2 separate regions of the Homo sapiens genome follow, and region 1 is linked to region 2. Evidence: chromatin loops called from intact Hi-C (ENCODE). Cell type or tissue: ascending aorta. All regions are shown on one strand. Links, peaks and the distances in the headings refer to the core of each region. The heading gives the core; the rest is flanking DNA. Region 1 overlaps PLD1 (phospholipase D1). Region 2 overlaps PLD1 (phospholipase D1).

Evidence for each region. A loop is a pair of places that touch in the nucleus more often than their neighbours do. Peaks named below come from ENCODE experiments on the same cell type or tissue, not always from the same donor. Only the 100,000 strongest peaks of a DNase experiment are listed, where the experiment ranks them.
Region 1: it touches region 2 in a loop (2.0-fold over the local background); 5 of 110 quality-filtered maps call a loop at or near these places.

The regions. Positions count from the first base shown.
Region 1 is chr3:171,651,022-171,660,857 of GRCh38, reverse strand. PLD1 (phospholipase D1) reads left to right here. Exons shown (of 27, transcript NM_002662.5): 21 at 1,557-1,645. Among named protein-coding and RNA genes, the nearest start is that of PLD1, 150 kb to the left of the region's middle. In ascending aorta, for the core only: no CTCF peak of the experiment used is centred there; a DNase peak (open chromatin) is centred at 5,807; H3K27ac peaks cover 5,655 bases.
Region 2 is chr3:171,699,574-171,709,409 of GRCh38, reverse strand. It overlaps PLD1 (phospholipase D1), which reads left to right. Exons shown (of 27, transcript NM_002662.5): 11 at 572-655; 12 at 9,584-9,665. Among named protein-coding and RNA genes, the nearest start is that of PLD1, 110 kb to the left of the region's middle. In ascending aorta, for the core only: a CTCF peak has its summit at 5,174 (motif pointing left); no DNase peak of the experiment used is centred there; H3K27ac peaks cover 396 bases.

The sequences.
Region 1 (9,836 bases), core at 1,136-9,135, 49 kb after region 2:
GGCGGGTGGATCACCTGAGGTCAGCAGCTCGAGACCAGCCTGGCCAACATGGTGAAACCCCGTCTCTACTAAAAATACAAAAAAATTAGCCGGGCATGGTGGCGGGCACCTGTAATCCCAACTACTTGGGAGGCTGAGGCAGGAGAATCACTTGAACCTGGGAGGCGAAGGTTGCAGTGAGCCGAGATCATGCCATTGCACTCAAGCCTTGGTGACAAAAGTGAGACTCCATCTCAAAAAAATAAAAAAAATAAAAAATAAAATAATCAGCTTTTCTTTTTAATGTGACAGTAGTATTAAATGATGTCAGTAACGCCATGTAGGTATACATAGTTGGGACATAGACCTGGTTGACACTCCTCTAGTCAAGATAAGCAGTCAGCATTCATCCGACTCTTCCAAAAAAGGAGAAGTAAAGGACATGACATGTAGCCAGTCTGTGTTTACAGCTGCTGAGGCATGCTAAGCTTCTTTATAATATGAATTCAGAAAAAGAAACATGGTTTGGTTGCCAATGAGATTTTGATTGTCTGATGCCCTAAGGGGAATCACATTCTCAAAAGACTTTCTGCACCGTGTCTTCCTGTAAGTTTGTCTTCTGGAGGCATTTTACAGATTTATGCACTTAAGTATAAAAGCTTATATAGTCATAAAAATGATAATGCCACAAAGGGATGATAATTACGAGTTGTTACATATATATCTCTTTACCTTGAGATGATTAGCAAATATTACTTTGTGATAATTGTCCTTATAAATTACAGATGTGTTATAACAATCTATTCTATTTGAACACATAACATTAGTAATATTTGCACCAAATTTTTCACATTCCTTTATGCAGCAACAAAATATTTTGCATTGTTATGATAATGTTGTAACTTGTTTTCTAGTAACAGTTTTAAAGACTATTTTGTAGATATATAAATAGCAGAAGTACTTAGAGGAAAAAAACATTTTTTATTTTATTAACTGGCTTATATATATGCAACATACAAAAGAGAGTTGAGGCTACTTAAAATAGAAGTTCAGAGATAATAAGAGACCCAGACAAACAAGACAAGGTGAAAGCAGATACCAGGAAATAATGGAGAAAGGGTGGAGAAAACTAGACCAGGCTTTACCATCTACTCTGTTAAAAAAGCAAGCTTAGCATGAGATAGAATGTTTGCCAATATAGAATTTTTAATCATAAGCATTTATACAACATGTGAATCTGAAAAAAACTAGTTTCCCCATTGATTAAATTTGCAGTGTTCCTAAGTATTCTGAGAATGTAATTTAGAAAATCACCTATAAGGAATTCTCATGGTGAAATAATATAGTGTAACTTTCCACTTGATTAAGTGTTACAGGTGATATGACCTGGAATCAGATGAGACCCTGAGTGAGATGAGGCGGCTTTTTTTCTGTGTCGTTGACTTTCTTGATGTGATTTCAGTGATCAGAACACATCTGCTGTGTGAAACATTTTAAAAAATATATTACAGTATTGTTCTTACGTATATTGCTAAGAAAATAAAGACTAACATGATTGTCTTGTTTATTTCTCATAGAACCAGTTTTTCATAAGCTGTGCTGATGACAAAGTTGTGTTCAACAAGATAGGCGATGCCATTGCCCAGAGGATCCTGAAAGCTCACAGGTAACAGCCTTTGGCTGAGAGTTCTCGCTGCAGATGTTCTTGTATTTATTACTAAAATGACTTTGCAAAGCCCATTTTTAAAGTACTGTCATTTCCTAGCAGCTTAAATTTGGTTCAGCCAGCAATAGGTTATTGATGCCTTTAGTCTGAGTCAGTTGCTAAAGATTTTTGACTGCCCTTTCTAGGGAATTTGAATTCTTCCAAGGCACAAAAATTTCTTCCTGGCCAGTCTGTTTCCCACACATGAGGTTTGTGATTTGTTTTATTTAATAGCAGACTATGAGCTGTGTTCGCTTAAAAAAGCAAAACAGACATAATATTTTGCTATGGGTTATATTTAAATTCTTGTTACCGTATGTCATATTTATTCAGCTCATGGGATTTTTTTTTTAATAATTGGTTTGCTGAGATAGAATTTACATACTGTATAATCCAGCCACTTAAACTATACAATTCAGTGATTTTTAGTGTATTCACAGAGTTGCACAACCACCACCTAATCAATTTTAGAACATTTTCATCCACTCAGAAAGAAACCCCATTAGCAGTCATTACCCATTCCTTCTATTTTTAGCCTCTGGCTACCACTGATTTTTCTTTTTCTATAGATTTGCCTAATCTGGGCATTTTGTATAAATGGAGTCACACAATATGGGGTCTTTTATGACTGATTTGTCTTAGCATAATGTTCTTGAAGCTTATCTATTATTATAGCATGTATCAGTATTTCATTTCTTTTTATTGCCAGATAATATTCCATGATGTGGATATACCACATTGTATTTATCCATTCATTAGTTGATGGACATTTGGGTTGTTTCTACTTTTTGCCTATTATAAATAATGCTGCTATAAACATCCTTTACTAGTTTTTGTGCAGATATATATTTTCATTTCTCTAGGGGTAGAATTGTCAGGTTATAGCTAACTCTATGTTTAACATTTTGAGGAACTGCCAGACTGTCTTCCAAAGCGGCTCTGCCATTTTATATTCCCATAGTATATGAGAGGTCCAGTTTCTCTGTATTTGCCAATACTTATTATTATCTCTCTCTTTGATTATAGTCATTCTAGTAGGTGTGAAATACCATTTAAGAAATGGTATTTCATTGTGATTTTCATTTGAATTTCTCTAATGACTAATGATACTGAGCATCTTTGTGTGTGCTTATTGGCCATTTGTGTATTATCTATGGAGAAATGTCTACTGAAATCCCTTGCCCATTTGTTCACTGGGGTATTTGACTTTTTATTTTTGAGTTGTAAGAATTCTTTATACATTCTAGATACAAGTCTCATATCAGATATATGATTCCTAGTTTCTCCCATTCGATGGCTTGTCTTTTTACTTTCTTGCTGGTGTCATTTGAAACAGAAATTTTTTTTATTTTGATAAAAGCTAACTTATCTATTTTTTTCCTTGTATCGCTTGTCCTTTTGGTATCTAAGGAATATAGATAGTGATATCTAAGAAATCACTGCCTGATCTAGGATCATGAAGATTTATGCCTGTTTTCTCCTGGGAATTTTATAGTGTTAGCTCCTACATTTAGATATTTGACTCATTTTGTTACTTTTTATATATGGGGTGAGTTAGGGGCCCAACTTTTTATTCTTTTGTTGATGGATATAGAGTTGCCCTAGCACCATTTGTTAAAAAGACTATTCTTTCCACATTGAATTGTCTTGGCACCAGGGACAATTTCTTCTTATGGCTGATTTCAGCTCCATTTAAAAGTAGCAGAACAAACACATAAGCAAAACCATTATATTTCATTACTTTAAGTCATTGAATGCACGCAGTGAAGAATAAGTGCATATGCATTTGGGAATTAAAACACTTTTTACTTCCAGTGTCATGTGGTACTTTGATATCTTTTTTCACATAATATTTGGGGACTTTTATACTTAAGGACATATTATAACAGTAACTATCAGCATTTTATGTGATTCACAGTTTATAACTACATTATCTCACTGAATCTTCACAACTACACTTGAGAGTAGGTCATGTATTTGTTGTTGTTATTGTTGTTATTATTGCTGTTGTTGCTGTTCCCATTTTTAGGATTAAAAACTGAGATTCAAGAGGTTATGTGACTTGTCTAGGCCACTAACCACAATAGGCAAAAAACAGCTTTGAGCCTAAATCTTTGGACTTTCAACCCAATGCTTCCCCTCACACCACATGACTCTAGTGCATTGATGGTTAGGATTAAAAACCCATTCAGGGCTTCCCCAAGCTGAGGCAAATGTGTTGGGCCTGTAGTTCCCTTCCCCTATTGACCAGCCATTGGATGCAGGCTGACCCTAGGGAGTGGGGATGACCTTGAGTGAGGCAAGTCCCTTTCACCTATGGAGGACTCCATACTTTTCATACCTGGAGGACTTCACTGTGAGTATTCCGTGGCCTACATGCTCAGTAGCTGATGGGATGGATGTCTTGATCCCATGGTGAGGGGATCTAGGCAGCACACTACAGCATCCATCATATCCTGCAGTGTGTACAGTGGATCTCACCTGTGACTACACATCAAAATCACCACTGACTTTTGCAAGATTACAGAGAGCTTGACTCACCTCCAGGCTTACTGGATCATAATTTCCTGGATCGGGGCCTGGCCCCGGTATTTTATACTGTTCCAAAGATGTGTTTTTAAGTGTTTGGAAGCCTGAAAGAATATTTTTCTTTACTGTAGTAATTTGTCTTTAAAAATCTGGACTTCTAAAATAATAAAATTAGGCTGGGCATGGTGGCTCACGCCTGTAATCCCAGCACTTTGGGAGGCTGAGGCGGGTGGATCACCTGAGGTCAGGAGTTTGAGACCAGTCTGACCAGTGTGGTGAAACTCTGTCTCTACTAATAGTACAAAAATTAGCTGGGCTTGGTGGTGCATGACTGTAGTCCCAGCTGTTCAGGTGGCTGCGGTAGGAGAACTGCTTGAACCCAGGAGGTGGAGATTGCAGTGAGCTGAGATCATGCCATTGCACTCCAGCCTGGGTGACAGACCAAGACTCTGTCTCAAAATAAATAAATAAATAAATAAATAAATAAAATTATAGTATTTTAGGGCTACAAGAAACTTCAAGATATTTTCTGATAGAACATTTCCTAGTGATCTTATGAGCTGCTCCTGAAAGGAAAAGGGATCTGTGACTTTAAAAATTATGGTAAAGTAGCACCTGTTGCAGATTGTATCTTACACTTGGAGTTTGACAGAGCACATTAAAGACTGGCAATTTCAAGTTTGCTTTGTGAAAAATGGGAAATTAGTTCATCAAATTTCAAATAAACCTGTGTCATTTAGCTCTGATCTCTCAATAGTCTCATTTTTTTGACAGACACATTTTCAAAATGGTACATATGTCACACATTTAGACTTTCAGTGGATACACACACACATTCTCAAAACATATTTTATGTTCCCCTCACCCCTGGCGTCTCTGCATTCTTGTTAATCTCCCTATGTTAATTGCAACTGTAAAATATATTTTCACTTAATTTCAAATCTGTGAGCTTGTGTTCTGTGAGCTTGTGTTAGGCAAGGTAAAGGCAGAATTAAAAAGCTTATCTTGGGCAGGTGTGGTGGCTCACACCTGTAATCCCAGCACTTTGGGAGGCGGAGGCGGGAGGATTTCTAAAGGCTAGAAATTTGAGACCACCTGTCTTTACAAAAAAATAAAAAATTATCCAGATGTTTTGGTGTGCCTGTAGTTCTAGCTACTTGGAGGCTGAGGCAAGAGGATTCCTTAAGCCTGAGAGTATGAGGCTGCAGTGAACTATAATCTCACCACTACACTCCAGCTTAGGAGATAGAATGAGGCCTCATCTCTAAAAAAATAAATAAATAAAAAATGAAAGAAACAACATATTTTGCAGGTTGCCACCCTGGGGTGACCCCTTTTCACTAATTAGGTGCCATGATGTGCCATCCCAAACTTACCCCTCTCTCTCCATAGACTTCTCTGGTCTCTACTTTTCTGAGACTCAGAACTTCCCTGCCAAAGTCACATTCTTAGCAACAAGTATAATTTTGGCTATTTGAAAAAGAATAGAATGCAGCCCAAAGCAGATGGAGGGAAATGACAGTCCGCAGTCAGCCAGGCCTCACCAAAGAATACAGGCCCTCTGCCAGGTCCCTCCTACCCTGGAGAAATCTGAGTCTTCAAATTGCCAACTCCCTGGACTGGTCTAAGTATTTTTCTGCCAGCGTTGGAATCCAGCCTCACAACAATTCCCCTAAGCAATTTCTCAGTTCCTCTCACTTCCTCTGGTTCCTTCTCAACAGCCATAATTCTTTATAGAAATAAGTTTTGCAAAGCCTTCATGTTCTGACATGACCTAGAGCCTCAGACTCATGTTTACCCCATGCTGACCTCAGAACAGCCGGGGGAATCAGAATAAAAAAAAAACAAAAAACAAATCTTCACTCTAATAAGTAAAACTGTCTCAGAGTTGAAGCCAGCTGCCCAACCCACTTGAAACCTTTCTTTGACAGCTCAAATGTGATTGGCGATCAGAGAGAAAAAAAATCATAATCCACAGTCTAAAATTTACTGTTTTATGCCATGTTTGACTAAGCCAAAAGATAGGACCAACTGATCCAGGTAGACACATTTTTAAACACTGTGTGCCATGAATGAATGGTTTCTGAGGAGATTCTCAGATCTTTGCACATGGAAACTTGACATGCATAATTTTTCTGCTTTGGTAGAAAGTCAGGAAGTGAGAAAGTGCATTTTATAGTGTTAGCAACAAACAGTTGACACACACAATGAAAATAGTCAGTTGACTTAATGCTTCTATGTTTTAATATTAAACTGCATTAAAAATATGCTATTAAACTACATTAAAACAACAATTTTGAACATTGTTCAAACTTACCATGTTCTTTTTTTTTTTTTTTTTTTTGAGACAGTCTTGCTCTGTCACCCAAGCTGAAGTGCAGTGGTGTGATCTTGGCTTACTGCAACCTCCATCTCCCGGGTTCAAGCAATTCTCCTGCCTCAGCCTCCCGAGTATCTGGGATTACAGGCACCCGCCACCACACTCAGCTAATTTTTTTGTATTTTTGGTGGAGACGGGGTTTCACCATGTCGGCCAGGCTAGCTTTGAACTCCTAACCTCAAGTGATCCGCCCACCTCGGCCTCCCAAAGTGCCCCTCATGCTTCTTATAACTGTAGAAGAGCTACTGCTTGCCTGTAAGTGGGTGGTATGGGAAATACCACACTGGGAAATCTGAAATTATTGGGGGACCAGATGTCTGGAGACCTGGATTCTCTCCAGCTCTGTTATCCACAGGTATGTGACCTTCTGAGTACGTCAGTTTGTCCTTCTGACACGCTGTTTCTTCACCAACCACGAATAATATTATCTGTTCTACGTAGCTTATATGAATATATGTGAAAGTAGTTTGTAAGCTGTAAAGCACCAGTTCATGTAAGAACTTATTATAGCATTTCCATGATATTCATCATCTGGAAATATGTTGTTCACTGTAAATTGAAGCAAGGATAAAGAGGCATCATATTCAAATCAGCTGTTTCAAAATTAGTATTTATGCTAGAAAAAGAAATGTTTTAATTTAAAAGATGCTTAAATGTTCCGTATTTTAAATTATTGGACGGCTACTTCTGGATAAGAAAAATTTGTTTTGGTTTCTCACGACTGGCTGTTGTTCATCATGTGACTTGTTTAGGCACACGATTACAACACTCTGTCTAGAGGTTTGCTGCCAGAAACCTATAGCTGACTCTTCCTGGGAATCAATTTTTGATTTCCCTGTTATTGATCTGATAACACTCTCCCCAAAATATAAAGTAAAACAAAATGTATTCTGAAGCATAATATGTGTTTAGTTTAGTATTGTTTTAATTTTAGATGCTATTTACTTTGTTGTTATTTGAAGATATGCAAGCCTTCTAATTGAAATCAGCAATTGATATAATTGAATAAAAATGTTACCAAATAGTTTCTGAGTCTTTCCACATAATCAGTGCTATACCTGTGTTACCTCATTCAGTCTTTGTATCAACTTTATGGGATTGGTTGTGTAATTACTCCCATTCTACAGATGAGGCAGCTGAGGCCTAGTGAAATTAGATAACTTAGCCAAGTCATACAGCTATGGTTGGATAGGAGTAGGACTCAAACCATGTCTGTAGGACCTCAACTTGTGCTTTTTACCAGTAAGCTACAAAGCTTCCCCCATTTCAAGGGATGTAGAAATTTTCGAATGGTAAGCCTCCCAGAAATCTATGAAAAATACTTTATTTTGAAATATAAAAAATTGAATGAGCTGGGCACTGTGGCTTATGCCTTTGATTCTAGCACTTTGGGAGGCCGAGGCAGGAAGATCACTTGAGTTCAGGAGTTCAAGACCAGTCTGTGCAACATAGTGAGACCTAGTCTCTACAAAAAAAAAAAAAAAAAAAAAAAAAAAAATAGCTGAGTGTGCTGGTACATGCCTGTGGTCCCAGCCATCCGGGAAGCTGAGGTGGGAGGATCTCTTAGCCTGGGAGGTGAAGGCTGCAGTGCGCCATGATTGCACCACTGCACTCCAGCCTGGGTAACAGAGCAAGACCCTGTCACAAAAAGAAAAAAAAAATCAGATGAATGTTTTATTTTTTAAAAGCAATGTTTGATAGATTAAAAGTTCTTGGGTTTAAAGAAAAATCTATGTCCATAATTACCATATCCTATAATTTTGTACCAAACTGAAAAGACATGTTGGGCTTGTTTCAGAAGCCTTGTCTTAAAGAAAATTCAACTGCAGTACCTTTTTTTTTTTTTTTTTTTGAGAAGGAGTCTCACTCTGTCGCCGAGGCTGGAGTGCAGTGGCGCGATCTTGGCTCACTGCAAACTCCACCTCCTGGGTTCACGCCATTCTCCTGCCTCAGCCTCCCGAGTAGCTGGGACTACAGGTGCCTGCCACCACGCCTGGCTATTTTTTTGTATTTTTAGTAGAGACGGGGTTTCACTGTGTTATCCAGGATGGTCTCGATCTGCTGACCTCGTGGTCCGCCCGCCTTGGCCTGCCAAAGTGCTGGGATTACAGGCATGAGCCACCGCGCCTGGCCAAAACACATTTTATCTAAGTATGCCAATCATTGGTTTCACATTTTTTCTTGTGGGATAACTCCCAAGCTCTGTACGATTTCTGGAGAAGAGGTTACCTTGGGACACAGATGACAACAGATCGTGGCAGGAGACCTTTTGATTTAGGTCATGTAAATGCTTTTATTCTATTCTAAAAATTGTATAAAATGGTAACCTCAGCAGATAGAGAAATGTAAAGATTAGCACAGGGCAGGGGCCAGCACTCATTTTGAGCCTGAGCATGTGCCCTGGAAAAGAGAGGAAGGAAGAAGGAGACTTAAAAATGACAATGAAAACCGTCTGGGCCATAGTGGGAACAGTTTAGTATAAGGTTCTATATAACCTCATTTGGGGGCCACTCAGGGCTAGGCTTGCCAAAGACTATCAAGCCCAGGGTGAAGTCTAAGTCAAACATGCTGGGGAATCCCTCAGCATTCTTATGTTTGAAAGCTTGCCATTTTCAAAAGATAACCAATGAGAAAACTGATGTGTGTTTGTGCACAATATATAATAGTTCATAATCTATGAAGTCACATAGAGGATAGGTAAAGTCAGTGCTAAATAGGGCCAGCATTTCTAGTGGACTAGTCATGATTTTAGCCAGTTCTTTCATGTGCAGATGAGGAAACTGAAGCCCAGAAGGATCTTCTCCTTTTAAAGGATTTGCCAAGCACAAAATAAAAGGGGTTATGTCCCAAACGACCAAGAAGCTACAGATCCAATTCCAACATAATTGATACCACCATAGTATAAAATTCTCTTTACACACACACACACACACACACACACCCTAAGCCCTAACCACAATTCTTCCTATTTCTGACAGTATTCACTGCTGCAAAATCTACAACGAGACGATTTATAGCAGCTCTTGAAGTTTACAGTAATGAAATACAAACTATAAATCTCAAATTCTCAAAAAAATAAAGTGTCTTGTCACTAGCGAAGCATATCAAGCTTCCTCGGGGCCTTCTTGCCAGACCCTGAGACCCAGTTGTGAGCAGATCAAGCTTCTCCTAACTGTCCTTCATGCTGAGGAGGGACTGTGGGTGAAGGAGGAGGGGCTTATGCAGCAGAGAAAAACAAGAAAA
Region 2 (9,836 bases), core at 675-8,674:
CCTGATTATAGATTAGTTTTTCAATTGTTGCTTTTAAGATTTTTCACAGTGAGCTTAGCTAGCTTTAGATTTTGAAGTTTGAATTTTAAAGCTAACTTCATACATTTCTTTAATGATGCAAATGGAAGGTTTATTTAAGTCATTACCCCTAATTTAGGAAAAAGCATTTACTTGCTAGATATTTCTTTTAAATAAAGTCATGCTTAGCATGTTTTTCTACCCGTGGATTGGAAGCTAGTTTGTTTTCAGTCTCAGAACTGTATGTAAGAAAAACTGTATGTAAGTTCAACAGGATAGGAAAATTAATCTGGCTCCTTATGATGATGAGGCTCAATAAATTTGTTGTTCTCTAAGCAGAGAAAAATCAGGCTGCTTACACTTACTGCCCTTCCTAGGCAGCAGAGGAAACTTGGTATTTTCAATCCTTGTTTTCCAGGTCCACAAAGTCAATGGTGGTTATGTGTTATGTGGAGACTCTAGGCAGTGGCTTCCATGTTTTGCTTTACCATAAGATAAGTTTCTTTTCTTTTCTTTTTTAATAACAAAAAGGAACAATAAACTTGTCTTTCAGGTATGTTAATGCCAAAGGATATTTTGAAGATGTGGCAAATGCAATGGAAGAGGCAAATGAAGAGATTTTTATCACAGACTGGTGGTTAGTATTTGTCCCTGGGAATTTTTTTCTGGAAGTCTCTATGTTTAGAAATGTACAGTGGTATAGTGCTGTTCAAGAATTACACATTATGAAAATCAGCTGTATCTGTGGATGGTTTGGCCAGGGTCTCAACCAGTTGACTAAGCCTTCAGTGAAAGGCCTTTTCAAAAACCTTGGCCTCAACAATATTCATAAAATACTTAGTTTGAACAATTAGGTTTTATATTTGCATTTGGAAGCAGACTTCCAAGTTTTCATGTCAGTAAAGATTATACTGTAATGCAAGTACAGTTATAGAGGTAATGGTGTCTTTGGATGTCTTTTTCTAATTTTGGTATGTCTGTCATGAGGGCCAGTGAATATACTTCTTCTAAATTGTCCTTTTGATGTTGAAATAGTTCCACTTGCCTGTTACCGTAAAAATATCCTCTGTAATGACTAGGCCTGGTCAGCTGTTCTAGAGATACATCCGGTTTCAACTTTGTGACCACCTTAAAAAAATATCCATAAGAGTTGCTATGCTTATTAAAGTCACCAGAAGCCTCATATCGGAAACTCATTTAACTCTTGGGAAATTTACTCCTGTAGTTGGTGTAGGCATTCTAGTCTGACTTCAGTTCCAATCATTCATCTGCCTGGAAAGTTAAAACCCATTACACATGCCAACACTGGCTACGATGGATATGGAAATGTCTAAAATGTGTTTTCCTTCTAGGAACTTAGTAGTAGTTGCCTGAATTACCCCTTATTTTACTCTATCCGGTTTTCTTCCAAAAGGTACCTTATAGGAACTGTTAATATATCATCATAATTTATTCCCTTCTAATTCTAGGTTTTGTGGGCAATATCAATATCTAATTCAAGAATGCAAACACATCTTTTGCTTCGGTTGTCTGGAATCTATAATTATAAGGCATGCTTTCTTAACCTTTGCCCTGTTGACATTTGGGGCTAGATAATTCTTTGTTGTAGGGGGCTGTCCTATGCATTGTAGGGTGTTTAGCGGCATCCACTAGGTACCAGTAGTAAGTTCCCAGTTGTGACCACCATAATATCTTCATACATTGCTAGATGTTCCCTGGTTGGGGTTGGGAGAGGATGCAAGATCCTTGTCGGCTGGGAATCACTGATCTAGAGGGGATAGACAGGGTATGTGGTGGCCAGCATGCTCATGCTTGTGGAGGAGCTTAATTCTGGTCTTTCTATTGTTACCAAATTTTGTCTTTTCAGTCAGTTACTAGGAGGAAAAAATGTTTCATGCTTAGGAGCTATTTCTTTGGTTGAATATTTTATGAACACTTGTGATAATAAATTTGTGCCAGTGAGTACTATATTCTTTAAAAAATATTTCTGAAAGTTTGGTGAAGATGTGAGAGAGACTAAAAATAATTTTTCTATTGAGCCTAGATTTTCATGCTTTATGTCTGAACACCAAAATTTTTTTAACTTTTAAATTCAGGGGTACAACTGCAGGTTTGTTAAATAGGTAAACTTGTAGCATGGGAATTTGTTGTATGGATTATTTTATCACCCAGGTATTAAGTCTTGTACCCACTAGTTATTTTTCCTGATCCTCTCCCTCTACCTTCTGAAAGGCCCTAGTGTGTGTTGTTCCCTTGTATGTGTCCATGTGTTCTCATCATTTAGCTCCCACTTATAAGTGAGAACATGTAGTATTCGGTTTTTTGTTCCTGTGTTAGTTTTCTAAGGATAATGGCCTCCAGCTCCATCCATGTTGCTGCAAAGGACATGATCTCATTCTTTTTTATGGCTGCATAGTATTCTGTGGTGTATATGTACCACATTTTCTTCATCCAGTCTACCATTGATGGTCATTTAGGTTGATTCAATTAAACATATAAAGAGATGGAACTCTGAATGTTTTCCTCTCTACTTTCAGCAAGAGAATGAATCGGGGTTACTTATTTTTCACGACTGCACTAGGATACCATTTTATTACAACACATCATTAGAAATAAAACCTTCACAGTAACTTCCCTCAAACAAGTAAAGAAAATTCTTGTTGTACAAGCATATTGCAAAAAGGAGCATTCAGAAACTTAACCAAACACTAGTATGCGTAGATCTGAGAGAGTGGGGTTATCTACCAGTCTCTGTATGGAGTCAGTATGTTAAATGTGTCAGAAATAGAATTAATAAAACAGGAGAATACAAAAGAAAAACAATGAACAGAGATTTTTAAAAGAGGGTGTTTGTAAAGGGTAGAGAAACAGAAGAGACAAAGGTTGGGCCGGAGACAAAGGTTATAAAGAAAATAAATCAGCATTGCATTACTAACTGACTCACAAACAAAGACTATTCCAGGTAAAAGAATACATGTTTTAAAAGTATTTAAGTTGGTTTTAAATGCAACATTCTTTAAGTTGGTTTTAATATTGTTAGTGTTTTTCAAATGATGGGTTGAGCCTCTTTAGTAATTGTGTATTAAAATAATTTGGTAAGTTGTGACCAGCATTTAAAAAAAAAAAGAATGGCATAGGATAGGAAAGGGAAGGGAAAAGAAAGAAAGGGTACAATGTAAGTGGTAATAAGGGCTACTAATTTTGGAAACTTTTATATCAGTTGTAGATAGATAGATAGATAGATAGATAGATAGATAGATAGATAGACTGACTGACCCGGTGTTGGTTTGGGTGTATAATGTATTTCTTTCTGCAGCTTATGGTCCAAAAGTTTAAAAGTTTTAAAGCCACTGACTTTCAAAAATGGTTAGTAACCTTTTTCTTTAAAGAGCAAGAGAGTAAATTTGTTTTAGGCTTTTCAAATCATGTATGGTCTCTGAAGCATATTTTTTTTACAACTCTTTAAAAATATAAAAACCATTCTTAGCTCACAGGCCATACTAAAACAGTCTATGGGCAACATTTGGCTTGTGAGCTATAGTTTGTTGACACCTATCTTAGAAGATAGATTTAATTTACCACATTTTATCAATACTAAGAGCTAAATGTAGTGTTTTCCAAAGTTGTACCATTTTACATTTTCACCAGCAATGTATGAGAGTTTCAATTCTTCCACATAATTGCTAGCACTTGATGTTGTCAGTCTTTATTTCAAAGGGTATACAGTAGTGTTTTATTATGATTTTAGCTTGTATCAGCAACATCGTTTCATGTTGAGCAAATTTTCATGTGCTATTTGGACATTGGTTTAACTGTTCAAATCTTTTCCCTTTTTTTTGAGAGGGAGATTGTGTTAGTCTTCTTATTTAGTTGTAGGAGGTATTTGTACATTCTAGTTAAAGTGATTGTTCCATTTCATTCTGGCCTCCATGATTTCTGTTGAGAAATTTTCCATCTCTTGAAGACATTGTTCCCCTCTAAGTAATGTGTTATTTTTCCTCTGAGTGGTTTCAATATTTTCCTTCTGTCTTTAGTTTTCAGCAGTTTGGTTATGATGTTTGGGTTTATCCTGTTTGGGGTTCTCTGAGCTTCCTGAATCTGTAGTTTTATATCTTTTGCTAAATTTAAGAAATTGTTAGCCATTATTTCTTTACACATTTTTTCTGAACTTTCCTCTTTCTCTCCTCCTTCTGAGTCTTCAGTGACACAAATAGTATCTTATTTATTTGCCTTCAAATTCATTGACTCTTTCCGCTATGACAGGGTCCCCAACCTCCAAGCCAAACTGGTCCCCAGCCTGTTAGGAACCAGGCCATGCAACAGGAGGTGAGCCAGAGCTTGTCGGGGGAGGTAGCGAGCATGAGCATTACTGCCTGAGCTCCGCCTCCTGTCAGATCAGCCGTGGCATTAGATTCTCGTGGGAACATGAACCCTATTGTGAACTACGCATGTGAGGAATCTAGGCTGCCCGCTCCTTATGAGAGTCTAACTGGTGCCTGCTGGCCTATCTGAGGTGCAACAGTTTCATCCAGAAATTATCCTTACCCCCAGCTCCCACCCATGGAAAAAATTGTCTTCCATGAATCCGGTTTCTGGTGCCAAAAAGGTTGGGGACTGCTGCTCTATGATCTCCATTCTGGTATTGAGCCTATCCTGTGAGGTTTGGGGAATTTATTGTTTGCTTTTGTTTTTCTAGTGTTTTTGGTAATAGTGTTTTTCACTTTGAAAATTTTTATTTGGTTCTTCTTTATATCTTTTTCTATAAGACTTTTTTGTCTTTTCATTCATTTTAAGAGTGTTCACCCTTATTAGAGCATTTTTATAATATCTGACATAGCCTTAAGTAGATAATTTCAATATCCATGTCGTCTTGGTATTGACATCTGCTGATTCCCTTTTCTGTACAAGATAAGGTTTTTTTTTTTTTTTTTTTCCTGGTTCTTTGTGTGCCAGGTACTTTTAATGTATTCTAGAACATTTTATTATTATGTTATAAGACTCTTGAGTCTTGTTTGAATCCTGTGGAGAATGTTAGTATTTTTGTTTTAGCAGGCAATTTACCAATTTCAGTTCAGGCTTAAAGTTCCAACCAGCCTTTTATGAGTGTTGTTTTAATGCCGGTTTTGTTGTTAATGCCTTTGTGGTGCTATTCAGATCTGCCCCATATGTGTGCCACCTAGTGGCCCTTCTGGGACTTCGGTGGTGGTCTATTCCTCAGTTCAGTTCTCAGCCTCTTTGGAGTGATGTTTAGGATGAAATCCATGCATAGGCAGCTTGGGAATGAGCCAGGAAATCAGAAACAACTTTATGGAGCTGCTTTTCTGAGCTCCTCTCCCCAATTTTTAGTTTCCCATGGCTTCCCTTTTTAGTCTTCTAGCCAGAAAGATGGGTTTTTATTTACTGTGCTCTGCAATGTGCTTTCTCTGATGGCACCCATGTCCAGAGCCAAGCCAGGTGTATTTACATCTCCATTGGAGAGGAGATTTCCCCTGCCTCAGAGGTTTTAGTAACTTTGGGCTTTCCACTGCAACCCTGTCACTACCAGAGATCCTTTGCTTTCTCCCCAAGCCTGAACTAGAGGATTTTTGAAGTTCTCTCTGTGCCAATGCCTGTTTCCAAGTTTTCCCTCCAAGTCAAGGAATCAAAGGGAGAAAAATGTTAAACTTACCACTGGTTAGGTGGTACTTCTTTTTCTATATTGAGGCTTCCACTTATTTAGCTCTTATGTAATTTTTCTCAGCAATATTTTGTATTTTTCTATGTATAGGTCTTTACATATTTTGTTAAATTTTTTACTGAGTACTTTATGTTTTTTGATATTATTGTAAATTATATTTTAAAATTCATTTTCCATACAGAACTAGAAATGCAATTGATTTTTGTGTATTTACCTTATAGCTTGTGACCTTGCTAAATTAATTTATTAGTGCTGGTAGCTTTTTTGTAGATTGCTTAGGGTTGTCCTATAGATGATTATGTGATCTACGAATAAAGACAGTTTTACTTCTTCTGTTCTAATCTGTATGCTTTATATTTTATTTTCTTGCCTTGTTGCATTGGCTAGTATCACCAGTAAAATGTTGAATGAAAGTGGTGAGAATGCCTTGTTTCTAATCTTAAGAGGAAAGCATGCAGTTTTGTTATGTTATGTGTGATGTTAGAGATAGATTTTTTTATAGGTACCCTTTATTACACTACGGAAGTTTTTTTCTATTTCTAATTTGTTGGGAGTATTTATTGTTAATGGATATTGAATTTCATCATTTCTTCTGCATTTGTTGAATAATAACGTTTTTCTCCTTTTTGTTGTTACTGTGGTGAATTGCACTGATTGATTTCCAACTTTTAAACCAACCTTATATCTTAGGATAATCCCACTTGATCATGATGTAGTATTATTTTTCTAAGTTGCTGTGTTTTTGGTAAATATTTTTACTTCTGTGATCATAAGGGATGTTCTTTAGTTTTCTTGCATTGTCTTTATTTGGTTTTAGTATCAGGATAATGCTGACCTCATTAAATAAGATAGTAAGTGTTCCTCCTTTGTTTACTGAAAGAATTTAGGTAGTACTAGCATCATTTCTTTCTTAAATATTTGATAAAATTCAAATATTTAATAAATTCTGTAAATGTTTAATAAATTCTGTAAAGTTGGCAAAGTCTGTAGTTTTCCCTGTAGGAAAGTTTTAATTACAAATTCAGTTTTTCAATAGCTATGAAGTCAGTTTCAATTTCTTTTTATTTTCATTATGAAAATATTTTATTCAAGGAATATGTTTATTTTATTTAAATTACCACAAATATTGGCATACAGTTATTTTTAATAGTTATTATTCATTTAATATAATTATAATGCCTCTAGGCCCTATAGTGATTACCTGTCTTTCACTCCTTTTTTTTTTTTGAGACAGGGTCTTCCTTTGTTGCCCAGGCTGAAGTGCACTGACATGATCGTGGCTCACTGCAGCTTCAACCTTCTAGGTTCAAGCAATCCTCCTACCTCAGCCCCCCGAGTAGCTGGAACTACAGACATGAGCCACCATGTCTGGCTAATTTTTTAAATTTTTTCGTAGAGACAGGGTCTTGCTATGTTGCCCAAGCTGGTCTCAAACTCCTGGGCTTATGCAATCCTCCCATTTTAGCCTCCCAAAGTGCTGGGTTTATACATGTGAGCCCATCCTTTCAATCATTTTTTTGTCATTTATTTTTAGCCTTGCTAGAAGTTCACAAATTTTATTGATATTTCAAAGAGTCAACATCTAGTTTCATTGAATTTTCTCTGTATTTTTTCAGGTTTGTATTTCATCAAGTTCTACTCTTATATTTATTATTCCCCCATCTTCTTACTTTGGGTTTAATGTCTTCTTTTTCTATCTTTTAAGAAAGGAAAGTCTGATCATTAATTTTTAATTTTTTGTCTTTCTCATGTAAGCATTTAAAGTCATTAAATCTTCTAAGTGGTACACTTACTTAGAGGTACGTCTTAATATCTCCGCAATCAGGATGCATCTTATGCTCTTACAGTTATAGTTGTCATGATGTTTTCTTTCTTAGTGGTACATGCAGTAACGATGCATCCTACAGTCACTGGTGTCCTAGATCCAATGAAATGTAATATTAAACAATAACTTTGTTTACAAGTAAGTAAAGATTCTTACATAATAATGCTTGGTAAGTTATAGCTGCTTTCTTCTTGCCATGCAGCCATGGTTTATACTTTTATAGCATGATATAACAAAATCTTTTTTTCTTTTTATGCATTATCCTCAAAATTGAGGGCTCCTCAAGAGCTATCTTAAGATTCTTCAAAGTATCTTGTAGAATGCTTAGCATACAAGGGTACACATGTTTGTGGATTAAATGAAATAAATGATGATAAATACTTAATTGCAGAGTATGACATTAAAAGTCTCCCCCATACCGAAGCTCTTTGAGCCCATATTTAATGTACACATCAAAAAATTGCAATTGTATATATGTTGTTGGCTATCTCTCACTTTTGGTGAACTAGCAGTGCACAGCAATGCATTTTACTATTTTAAAACAGATTTCCTTTTAATGCTTCTTTGATCTTTTCTGATCAATTGCTGTGCTTTATTTGTTTGTTTGCTTGTTTGGACATAGATTACCTTTGAGTTTGTTTCCTACTCTCAATTAAATATGCAAGACTTACACTGTCCAAACTCTTCCATTTGTCTGTTTCCTTATTTATTTTACCCAATAACGTTTCCTTTAGAAACTTTATCTCTGGGTTTTTATTTTCTTTAACTGAATGAAATAGAGCATAAAATTGATTTCTTTTAATCTCTTTAGCTCCTTAAAGCACTGTTGATTTCACATGCTTAGAGGGCTGCCTGGGAGGGCAATACTCCAGTGCAGAATTCCATAAGGCTTTCATCCTGACATAGTCTACCTCTGCTGCCTCAGGTCTAGCAGTTCAGTGGAGAAAGGAGTATTTTCTACTGCTTCTTTTTTCTAACTACAGGGAAGTTACATCATGTACATGTTTAACTCAGAAACTAACTTTAGAACCCAGCCCCAGGGGAAAAATGACTCTATTGTACTCTTAGCTGCCTTGTGAAGCTTAGCTTACCTTAGCTGCCTTATGCCTTACTGAAGGAGAAGAGCCTAGGAAAAATTTCATATATCAGCCGACCTTCCTTCTCCCCTGTCCAGAAAGCCCCAGGTTCCCTCAGATGCTGCTTCTTTGTATAGGAAGTCATGTGTCTGTGTATCTATTAGAATGCTTTTAGTTTGGGGTAACAGAATGTTCAACTAAAGAGGGCTTAAACACTGAGGATGTATTTTTCACATTTAATGTTAAGTCTAAAGTTGGGCAATCCTGAGGTTGGCAGAGTGATTTAGTGATTCTGGGGTTATGGTCTTCCCCTTAGAATTTCAATATTGCTGCACCCCTGTAAGCATCATACTCCCATACAACATCCATCCCAAAGCTGGAAGTGTGGGCAGGGCTTTCTCTGAGAGAGAGGGAGAGAGAGCAAAAGAGAGGGAGGGAGAGAGAGCGAAAGAGAGGGAGAGGGAGAGAGAGAGAGAGAGTGTGTGTGTGTGTGTGTGTTTGTGTGTGTGTTTCAGGGAGGAAAAACTTTCCCATTAAGCCCCTGTGTACCTCCTCATATATCTCATTGTTCAGGATTGTGTCACGTTGTGCTCTAGCTGCACAGGAGTCTGGGAAAGCAAGTATCTAGAATATTCAGTCTGTGGTGGGAGAGAGGCTCTGAGAGCAGGGAAGAAGTTGGAGATTGGCTGTGGGTGGGCAACCAACAGTACCTGTGTGCATATGTGAGCATGTGGGTATGAGAGACAGTTAAAGAGGGGGGAGAGAGAGAGAGAGAGAGAAAGAACTAAGATTGATGTTTTGTATAGCTAAAGGCTATTTTTCCCATACGAAGTTGTTCCTAGACTCATAGTAAAGCTTTGGATTACCCATCACAATGGAGGATGATAATGGGGTTGAATTGGGCTGAAATTGCCTTTGCTTCCTATGACACAATCAGAACTTTATATTTTGTTTTAGTTACTTAAAATCTTGGTTTCATTGTTTCAGGCTGAGTCCAGAAATCTTCCTGAAACGCCCAGTGGTTGAGGGAAATCGTTGGAGGTTGGACTGCATTCTTAAACGAAAAGCAGTATGTACTTTCCCAGAAAATGCTGATATAATTTTTTAACTGTCTGTTGTCTCTGAAATGCTTTTCTTTTCAAAGCCTTTCACACGTATAACTTTTCACTTTAGAGTTTGACAAAAAGTAGGATAACTAATGTTTTCCAGTTCATTTGGTTCTATTTTATTCCTATTGCTT